Regions from separate parts of the Homo sapiens genome. Here region 2 is linked to region 1. A link is an interaction called in ENCODE POLR2A ChIA-PET data of the cell type or tissue named here. Cell type or tissue: MCF 10A. All regions are shown on one strand. Links, peaks and the distances in the headings refer to the core of each region. The heading gives the core; the rest is flanking DNA.

Region 1 (5,395 bases), core at 159-5,158:
TTTATCCAGAAGTCAGGCAATAACAAATGCTTGTGAGGGTGTGGAGGAAAGGAAACCTTTGTACACTGTTGGTGGGAATGTAAGTTAGTACAACCACTCTGCAGAACTCTTTGGAGCTTGTCAAAAAAATAAAAGTAGAGCTACCATATGTTCTAGAAATCCCACTGCTGGGTATATATCCAAAAGACAGAAAATTAGTAACTCAAAGAGATATCTGTAGTCCCATGTTTATAGCATACTGTTCCTTATAGCTAAGATTTGGAAGAAACCTAAGTGTCCATCTACAGATGAACTGATTAAAAAAATGTGGTACTTATACATGATGGAGTACTATTATTCAGCCCTAAAAAAGAATAAGATTATGCCATTTGCAACAACATGGATAGAACTGGAGGTGATTATATTAGGTGAAATAAGCTGGTTACAAAAAGGAAAATACTGCATGTACTCACTTATTTGTGGGATCTAAAAATCAAAACGATTGAACCCATGGAGAAAGATAATAGAAGGATGACTACCAGAGGCTGGGAAGGGTACTGAGAGGGTGGTGGGAAACTGGAGATGGTTAATGGGTACAAAAAAAAAATAGAAGAATAAATAAGACCTAATATTTGATAGCACAGTAGGGGGACTATAGCCAATAATAATTTAATTGTACATTTAAAAATAACTAAAAGTTTTTTTGTAACATGAAGGATAAATGCTTGAGAGGATGAATACCCAATTTTCCATTATGGGATTATTACGCATTGCCTCCCTGTACCAGAATATCTCATGTACCCCATAAATATGTACACATACTATGTACCCACAAAATTTTTAAAATTTAAACCTTTAAACATTTTAAAAATTTAAAAAGAATGTGGCAAAGATGATGGAGTGTCATATAAGATTCTGATCTTAGCAGAATGGAGATGGAAATTAACTTGTTGGCTTTGAAGAAGTAAGCTCCTATGTTGTCAGATGGCTGAGTAGGACAATGTGGAAGGGAACAAATGGGACCTCCAGGAGCTAAAGGTGACTCCCAGCTGACAGCCAGCAAAAAGAACAGAGGCTTCAGTCCTATTACTGCAAAGAACTGAAAGCTGCCAACAACCTCATGAATTTGGAAGAGGACTTAGAGTTCTATAAAGAACAAAGTCCAGTGATACCTTCATTGCAACCTTATGACTCCTGAGCAGAGAAATCAGCCAAGCTGCACCCAGACTCCTAACCCATTGAAAATGGGACATGACAAATGTTTGTTTTTTTAAGCCAGTAAATTTGTAGTAAACTTCTGCACCACGGTAGAAAGTACTGTCTGGAAAGTAATTTTGTCTGCATTTTTGCCTTAGAGACTGCAGTGCTGAGTGACTAAACAGACAAATCATGCCCCTGAGCTGGATTTCAAACCTTAGGTTGGACAGTTTTTTAGTGTTTTAAGTGTTACTTAAATTCTCTACATCGTAATGACTTTATTGGTCAAGGAGGTAATATACTTATATCATGGGGTTGCTGTAGAGGTTAATTCAGTTAAGTGCTTAAAGCACAGTAAATGTTAGCTATACTTATAAATATTTGGTTTTGAGGGTTCTATTTGTTTCATTTTGTTTTAAAGAAAATTAATTGAATTAATTTGTAGACTGAGGAGAAGCAATAAATGAAGCTAATGATTCATGAGAGAGATTTTTAGGGAACACAACCCTAGAGGAAATCAGATCCAGAGAACACTCAGAGTAAAGGATGAGGTAAATAAATGTAACTACAAAAGGGATAATCTAGCTTTAATTTATTTTATTCATTTTTACTAGCTTTTTGAAGAGTCAAAATATACTCCACTGATTTTAATGAACAATATTCACAAGCCTTTAGCAGGTCTTTGAAAAACAGGGGAAAAGGAATAGATGGCCAGTATCAGGACATTAATAAGCTTTTGTTTTTCATTTAAAATAAAGAGCAGAAAAGTGAAAGACAGATGTTACATATATACATAGAAAATTGTTTTCTTAATAATGTGTTGCATTTCCTTAAAATTTAAATTTATGTCATAATTATGTATTGCTAATATTTTCCATATATGTATGCATATGTGTATGTATGTATATAAGTACATTTCTATTTTACTATCTGTTCAATGGTTTCATTTTAAACACTTACAAGACGGAAAGTCATTAAATTCAATTTAATCTGGATAATTTTTATGCTTACATAGTGTCTTCCATTATAAACGAATTGGAGCTATTTGAACATTTTATATACCTTGAGCATTAGCACTTCAGAAAAATGCTTTTTCCTTGAACCTTAAATTATCAAATGTAGGTTTCTTAGCTCCATAGGGATACATTTATAGCTATTTTCAAAAAATTCTGGGCTGGGTGCCGTGGCTCACGCCTGTAACCCCAGCACTTTGGGAGGCTGAGGTGGGCGGATCACAAGGTCAGGAGATTGAGACCATCCTGGCTAACAAGGTGAAACCCCATCTCTACTAAAAATACAAAAAAATTAGCCAGACGTGGTGGCGGGTGCCTGTAGTCCCAGCTACTCGGGAGGCTGAGGCAGGAGAATGGTGTGAACCCAGGAGCAGAGTTTGCAGTGAGCCGAGATCGCACCACTGCACTCCAGCCTGGGCAACAGAAGGAGACTCCGTCTCAAAAAAAAAAAAAAAATCTGTTTTTCAAACTCTAGTGATTTTGACAACTAGAAAATGTTCTTAAATAATCTTCATTTATTTGGAATTAGTCACTCATTTCTTTTTTATTCATTCACAAATATTTAATAAATGTATACCATTACAAGCTGTTTTGAGAAGCTGTTAAATATTCTATAGACAATAATTCTGTTTTAAATCTTAGTCTTGTAAAGTTTTCTAAAATACTTTTACTATCATGGATGGTAATAGTAAATTTCTCTGGGAGGTTTTCCTTCTCAGTTTACAAAAGTCTGAGTGTCTTCATTTCATTTATTCTTCAGAATAACTTGGAATACTGAAGAAAAATACCTACCCTTTTCAAAGAAAAGGAATTAGTCAAAATCTGCTGTGTTCTTAGTAGTCACATCTTTGGCATCTGTTATCTTTGTAATATAAATGACAGATTTTATGTAACATTAAGCTTTAGTTCTAAATTTTCATGCAGCATGTCATCTGGTTTACAGATCTGAAAATATTCTAGTAATCTATGTGGATAATTCTTACTATAGTCTATATACTTTTTAGAGACTCAGCTAATGTAAATTCTCCTATTTTAAGAACTGCTTAATTTCTCAATTATCAGGAATCCTGGTGTCTCTCTGCCTGTTCATGAAAACAAACAGATATTCTTTTAACATAAAGAATGGTCAGGCCAGGTGCAGTACCTCATAACTGCTGTATAAGTGAGGTAGGAGAATTCTTTGAGTCCAGGAGTTAAAGACCAGCCTGGGCAACACAGTGATACCCCTATCTCTACAAAAAGAATAAAGAAAGAATGGCTAGACTTAAAATACAGGCTATGTTTGACTTGAGCAGTTACAGAAAAGATACACAGGCATCCTTTAGAGCTACCAAACTAAAATATAAGGAATGCCATTTGGACTTCTGACAGAGGGGTTGTGCTGGGCATAAAAAGATATGAAAGACAAGAAACATCATGATTTTGATTATGACCTAAATAAGCCATAATACACCTTTCTAAGGGTAGATGTCAGCTCACTATTCCTTCGTAGGCAGCTGTCTGTGGCTGCTTCAGGCTGAGCTGTGATGGAGCTGTATTTACTGCACAGACATAGTGAGGATCCTGAGAAACTTCAAGTAGGCTAGCTATTTCAGGCAGAAGTTGTTTTAGTCATGCAGCTCTTACCCTTCATTATATCAAATATTTTGTATAAGATCATTTCACTGTTAGGCAACCGTTAGGCAATCATACATCTCTGCAGAACCAAGAACCAAAATCCAGGGTTCTTGATGCAATCTTGGTGCTTTCATTCCTAGAAATTTTTCTTCTACAGAGACAGAGGTACTCTTGATGAATTTGCAAGCAAAAGATGGAGAGAGTGTCTTAGTCAGTTTGGGCTACTATAAAAAAAAAACATAACTGGCAGCGTAAACAGTGAACTTAACATTTCTCACGGTTCTTGAGGCAGAAAGTCCAAGATCAGGGTGTCAGCAAGTTTCAGATCTTGGTGGGGTCCCTCTTGCTGCTGTGTCCTCACATGGCCTTCCCTTGGTGCATTCATTGAGAGAGAGGTCTCAGCTCTCTTCCTCTTTTTATAAGGGCATTAATCCCATTATGAGGCCTCACACACATTACTAATATAACCTTCAATATCTCCCAAAGGTCCCACTTCCGAATACCATCACACTGGGGATAAGGGTTTCAACACATAAACTTGAGGAGCACAAAAGCATTCAGTCCTTAGCAGAGAGAAATGAGGAAAGTGTTCTCAATACTGTATCACCAGTTAATCAGAACAGCTGTATAACTCTCAGAAACCATAGAATGTATCTAGAGATTTGAGGAGAATTATTAATACATTATTTCTGTCCAAATCTTGTAGGAACATAAGGGCTTGAACAAGCCCCGCAGTATTCAGCAAAGTCTATTACCATTTGTACTTACTGAGAATTTATAAAATGTCTATGTCCCCTGGTATTTCCTTCCTTCCTTCCTCCCTTCCTTCCCTCCCTCCCTCCCTCCCTCCTCCCTTCCTTCCTCCCTCCCTCCCTCCATCCTTCCTTCCTTTCTCTCTTTCTTACTTTTTTCTTTCTTTCCTTTTCTATTTCTTTCTCTTTCTTATTTTTCTTTCTTTCTCTTTCTTTCCTTTCCTTCTTTTTCTTTCTTTCTTCTTTTTTCTTTCCTTCCCTCTTTCTCTCTCTCCTTCCTTCCTTATTTCCTTCCCTCCCTCCCTTCCTCCCTTCCTCACTTCCTTCCTTCCCTCCCTCCCTTCTTTCTCTTTCTTTCTCTCTTTCTCTCTCTGTCTCTCTTTCTGTCTGTCTGTCTGTCTGTCTGTCTGTCTTGATGGAGTCTCACTCTGTTGCCCAGGCTGGATTGCAGTGGCAGGATCTTAGCTTATTGCAACCTCCGCCTCTCAGGTTAAAGGGATTCTTGTGTCTCTGCCTCAGCCTCCTGAGTAGCTGGGATTACAGGAGCCAACCATCATGCCTGGCTAATTTTTGTATTTTTAGTAGAGACGGGGTTTCACTATGTTGGCCAGGCTGGTTTCCAACTCCTGACCGCATGTGAGCTGCCCGCCTCAGCCTCCCAAAGTGCTGGGATTACAGGCCTAAGCCACCTCATCTGGCCTCCCCTGGTATTTTCAAAGTAGAACGTAGACTAACATGGGAAGTTTCCATATACTCCCAATCTTCCATCCATCAGAATTTTTTAAGTTTACATCAGACAAAAATAAATCACAGATAAAACATAAACCCTACACACAC
Region 2 (5,395 bases), core at 162-5,161, 130 kb after region 1:
ACAGTAAGAAGGTCACTGGGTAGAAAATTACTGAGAGGAGACACCCAGGGTAAGGGAATTCTTTCTAAACCAACTGAATCAGATTCTTACTGAAGCAGGTGAAGGACTGATATGTCAAGGGTGGAAGACTAGAAACATTATCACATATCAGGGGTAATCAGATACTATGGGTGGGAGTATTCTTCCTAAATTAGTTTAAAAAATTCTTATTAAGTCAGAGCTTGGCAGGCTAAAGACAGGAAAGAAGTAAGGTCAAGGCCTAGTCAAAAAGAATGCCCAGAGAAGCCTGACTAAACTTTAGTCAATGAGAGAGTTTTTGCTAGCTGCCATTCATTTTTACAAAGTTCTGAGTTTTAGAATGCCCTAAGGATGAGTCTGCAGATCCTTCCTCTTCTCTCTCTAAATTTACTTCCTTAGCTGAGTTGATCCAGGACTGTGACTGTCAGTGCCAACTATATTCTTCCAATTTCCACTTTTTAATTTCTAACCTGAACACTTTGACTAAACCTCAGACATGGATATCCAAATGGTTGCTAGACGTGTTAAGCTGGATTTCTTGTAGGAATTTAAATGCTAATATTTCCAAACTCTAACTCCAGATCTTCTACTCAAAACCAGCATCTCTGGCTTCTATGTTTTTTCTCTCAAAAAAAAATCTATTATACTGTGGAATTATCCTAGATACATCTCTATTTTATTCTCACATCCATTCTATTGAACCCTTGTAACTTTCTCTTCAAAATAGACCCAAAATTTTACCACACCCAGAAACATGATCTAGGTTTATGGTATCTTGAACTGCTATTGAGATGGTTACATCAGCCATCTACCAAGTCTTCCTATTTCCACATTTGTCTTCATGTAAAATATTCTTTATTCAGGAACCAGGGACATCCTTTTAAAATGCAAGTCATATAACATTCCCCCTTTGCTCAATGGCCTTCAATAACTTTCCATTTTACAAGGATCTGTGGAATAAAAAACTCATTACCATGACCTTTGAGGCCCTACTTGATCTGTCCCTAGAATTCTTCATCCTCAGCTACTCCTGAAATTTTTTCCTTCCTTCTTTACTGTGTTTTGGCCACAATGGCTAATGAGCTTTGGGCATTCCATGATTACTCCCACATCTGTGCCTTTGCACTGGATATTTGCTCTTACAAATATTGTTCCTCAATTTTGAATATGACTCAATTTCTCACTTAAACCACATCTCTGCTAACATAAAAATTTATTAAAAAGCCTTTCCCGAACTCCCCATATAAAGAGATCTCCATTCTGCTGCATCACTCTTTATATACTTACACTGACTTATATTCTTTATAAAATTTAAAGCACCTATTAACACACACTACATGTATTAAATATTATCTCTCTACTCTAAGTTAAATTACGAAAGGTATTTTGACTTTTTTAACTGCTATATTCCAACACTCTAAAGCTTTCATGGTAAGTATAAAACATATTTATTGAATGAATAAAAGTGCCTAAAGCACTCACCTTAGTTTAATATTTTCTATTTTGTAAAGTATATGTGAAGCATGGGGATAAAAACCCTTATGAATGATGATATAGAAGTAATGTTATTAAAATGGTAGAAAGAAGATGGTATAAAGCTAGGCCCAATTTTTATTAATTGCAAAAAATTTGAACAAAACTTTAATTTTGTAGGTGTGTCCTTAGTTTTAAAAGGTAAGTAAAGTCCTAACTAATGTGATCACATTTATCATAGCCTTTCTAAATTACTATAATATGTGGATTTTATTTTTGTGAATTTCTAAGGTTTATAAATGGTAAGGCTGATATAGTGTAAATTGATATATATAGTGTAATGGAAAATCGGACTGACATTTCTCAGTGTCAACCTGTCTCCTTCTCAATAACATTATCTCAAAAAGTTGGGTTGAAATTCAATCTGAGTATAGAATAAAACCCTCTAAATTTGAAGAGAAAAATGCCCTGAGACATAGATAATTTGAATAACTGGCCCAATGTGATACAACCATTAAATGATGAAACAATAGATGATGAAATACATGATGAAGCAAAAGCTCATCTTCTTACATAACACAGAGTATTGCCAGAGAGTTGGTCCATTTAACTAAGAATTTAGTAATGAGTCACAAGGTATGATGTGATACTGCAGAGGATTACTTATTTTCTTTCACGAATATTTCCTGAAAAACAGAGAAGGATGTAATAATGCTGATGACTTCGTCAGAGAGTGAAGTGGCTGCAGGTTAGTTACAAAGAAATGAATGATGACTGCAGCTGGGTCCCAAAGGAAAAGCCAAGAACTGTATTTTCAAATAATTGTAGCAGATCACCTGGACACATGGACTGATGGAGGAAGACACATGATGTCAGGGGAGTCAACCAAGAAAAACTGCAGAAATTAGACCACAGTGAATGATTCTCATCGGAGTGGCATGATCAAGAATAAAGAAATAAATCCAACTGAGTTCTGAAAGAAATGGATAACTGAGTGGTCAAATAGACAGCAATAGAAACTACTCATGAGAAACTCCATAGGTGATTGTTAACATTAGAGTAAATCAATAGTAAAGGAGAATATTGGAAAGGGAATTAATCTGGTAGAGTTATGGTGATGAACAATGATTATTTCCATTGTGAATGTGTAATTAAGTGGATACACATGACCAGAGAGACAGATAGCCTTAGCAGAGGAAAACTAAGATGATGCATAATACATCAGGTTATTAATGGTCATATACAATACATAGATCAGAATGTGGATATTGATCATCACAGAGAAACGTCTTTCAATTTTTGTTTTGTTTACATGCATTATTGTAGAAAGCTGTCCCCAAAGCAGGTCCAACTCTCATATTTTCAGGAACCAAGCCATAGTACAAATAAAGAATCACATAGAATATTTCTCATTAGTAATAATTAATGAACCAAACTAACAAATTATTACATACATTCTATTCTCCTATTTTTGACAAACCTTTATAACAGCTCTGAAGTCCAGGTTAGATAGATGAGGTCCCATCTCTACTACTAAGCAAAATCCTGGAAGCAAGTCCTGAATGGTTGACTAGAGGGGGTGTTTGCATATCTAGTAGGCACTTTGTCTTGAATTCTGGAACTCATCCCCTCTTGGCAAGAGGTGGAACCAGGGAACATTCTGAGCAGGGAAGAAGACCCTCATCCTTGAATCTCAAAGTCATATTGTCCAAATGGATGGCCCCAAAATGCTTATAGCATTTCTAGTTGGGTGAAATGATCTAGAATGATTGTAAATGTCTTATTTATACTATTGTGAATTACTTGAATTTTCTTCGGGAAATGTTTTAAGTCTATACTTCAAATGAAAATGCATGCATTTTATAATTACTAAAGAAAAAATAACTAACCGATTAATAGGAAATGATTTAATATACCCTTTCTGGGTCTGTAATTTATATTTTAGGTGAAAGGTATTAGAATATGTGAAAGTATTTAACAATATAAAAGAAAATAAAAATATTGACTATATTAATATAAATACATTTCCAGCAGAAGGGATGCACCACGATACTGAATTTAACAATAAGAATATAGTTTCTATTTCATATTAGAGTCACTAGGATTCTAATTGCAATGCAAGTGAAGTTAAATCTATTACATTATATAAAAGTAAACTATATCCTATAATGCAAAATCACTAGACTTCTTTCCTTTGAACTTTTTCATTCAGCTTTCCCCAAAACCTTTTTTCTTCCAAAACTAAGAAATTGCATTTTAATCTTTAAAAACATATATTATAGTTGAAAAGAAATCAGTAACTTTAATCTTTCCCAAGAAACAAGATATTCTAAATGCAAATTTTGAATTACTTTTAAATACTCGAAACTGTATTAGCTGTAATTTACCTGGCCTTTCAAAAACAAGATTTCATAAATCACTCACAAAATTTTCTAGAGATTATTTTTTTCTTTGAACCATCTATATACTAATAAAAACTAGTAATGAGAAACTGCCTTCCATCTAAATGCTAAATCCTCTGCTAGTATATTTTATGAAAAAATGTAAGCATTCACCTGTATAATTGCTTTCCAAATTATTCCTCCCTTCATGTAACTATTCTACTTTTCTGTTTTTATATGAATTTGAGCTAAAATGATGTTGACATTTTATGTATTTATCACTGTCACTATCAGCTATCTACTTACCCTGTTTGGAAATTCTGCTTATTTTTCATTAACGTTGATATTAATTTCAGTATAATTCTATACTTAGGCAAACAGATTGGTAATTCATACATATCTGAATTTTTAAAATTGTAGCTATATAAATAACCTGATCTTGATGCATTTAAGATAAGTTAAGGAATTAAACCAAATTATATGTTTTATTGTTTATTGAATGGTACACATCATTCATATTAAATAGTACAATTAAATTGATGTTAAGAAATGATTAATCTATATTAAACATAAAATTCACATTTTAGGAAACTTATGGGTATCACACATTTTGTGCAGTAATCAGGTCTCCTCCTTTTTCTCCCAAATTAATAAATCAGGAACACCATTAATGAAATTTCTATGAAATCCCTCACAATCCTGCTACCCTTCTCTCTATTGCTGCTGACTACATAGTATTGTCGTAAATTATTAAATTGAGTATAAATGATATTACCTCATCTTACATGTAACCAATATATTTATTTGTATAAAATACTACTCAAAGTAATGTTAATATATTGAAGTGACTGTTCTAAAAATTGTCTATAGATTTATCTTGTAATTGGTGTACCAAAATTGTATACAGTATTTATATAATATTCACTATATAGGGTGAACTATACTCGATATTTGAATTTTAGAGTCAATTATAGATTATACAATATCTGATATCAAGTGGATTCCAAACTACAGAGTCCCAATCACACATCTTTTACCTATTTTTATAACTGAGGAAGCTGGTAGGCACACAGTGGTGGAGTTACCATACTGAGGTGGATTGTGGTGATTTACCAAAAATCTGCCCCAAGGCCCATCAATAGGCCTTTTTTCTTGTAACTGGAGAATTATTAGGCTTTATCCACGTATCTCAACGGTTATACACACGCATACACAAAAAACACCCTACTGTTTATGTTTTCTTAACTTTAAGTTCAGGAGTACAAGTGCAGGTTTGTTACATAGGTAAACTTGTGTCATGGGGTTTTGTTGTACAGATTATTTCATCAGCAAGATATTAACCCTAGTTAATCTAAAACCCCTTAGACGTTTTCCCAATGCTTTCCCTCCTCTCACCTTTCACCCTCCAAAAAGTCCCAGCCTGTGTCCTTCCCCTCTATATGTTCTCATCATTTAGCCCCTACTTGTAAGTGAGAACATGTGGTTTTTGGTTTTCTGTTAGTGTGTTAGTTTGCTAAAGATAA

The links. ChIA-PET counts read pairs that join two places held together with the same protein. Peaks named below come from ENCODE experiments on the same cell type or tissue, not always from the same donor. Only the 100,000 strongest peaks of a DNase experiment are listed, where the experiment ranks them.
Region 2: POLR2A ChIA-PET joins it to region 1 with 8 read pairs; 2 of 35 experiments call an interaction of 5 or more read pairs at or near these places.

Annotation. Positions count from the first base shown.
Region 1 is chr5:22,337,897-22,343,291 of GRCh38, forward strand. The region is part of intron 3 of CDH12 (cadherin 12); the gene reads right to left. Among named protein-coding and RNA genes, the nearest start is that of SNORA105A, 460 kb to the left of the region's middle. In MCF 10A, for the core only: no CTCF peak of the experiment used is centred there; no DNase peak of the experiment used is centred there.
Region 2 is chr5:22,471,981-22,477,375 of GRCh38, forward strand. All of the region lies in intron 2 of CDH12 (cadherin 12), which reads right to left. Among named protein-coding and RNA genes, the nearest start is that of CDH12, 380 kb to the right of the region's middle. RefSeq lists an enhancer at 1,718-2,917. In MCF 10A, for the core only: no CTCF peak of the experiment used is centred there; a DNase peak (open chromatin) is centred at 2,081.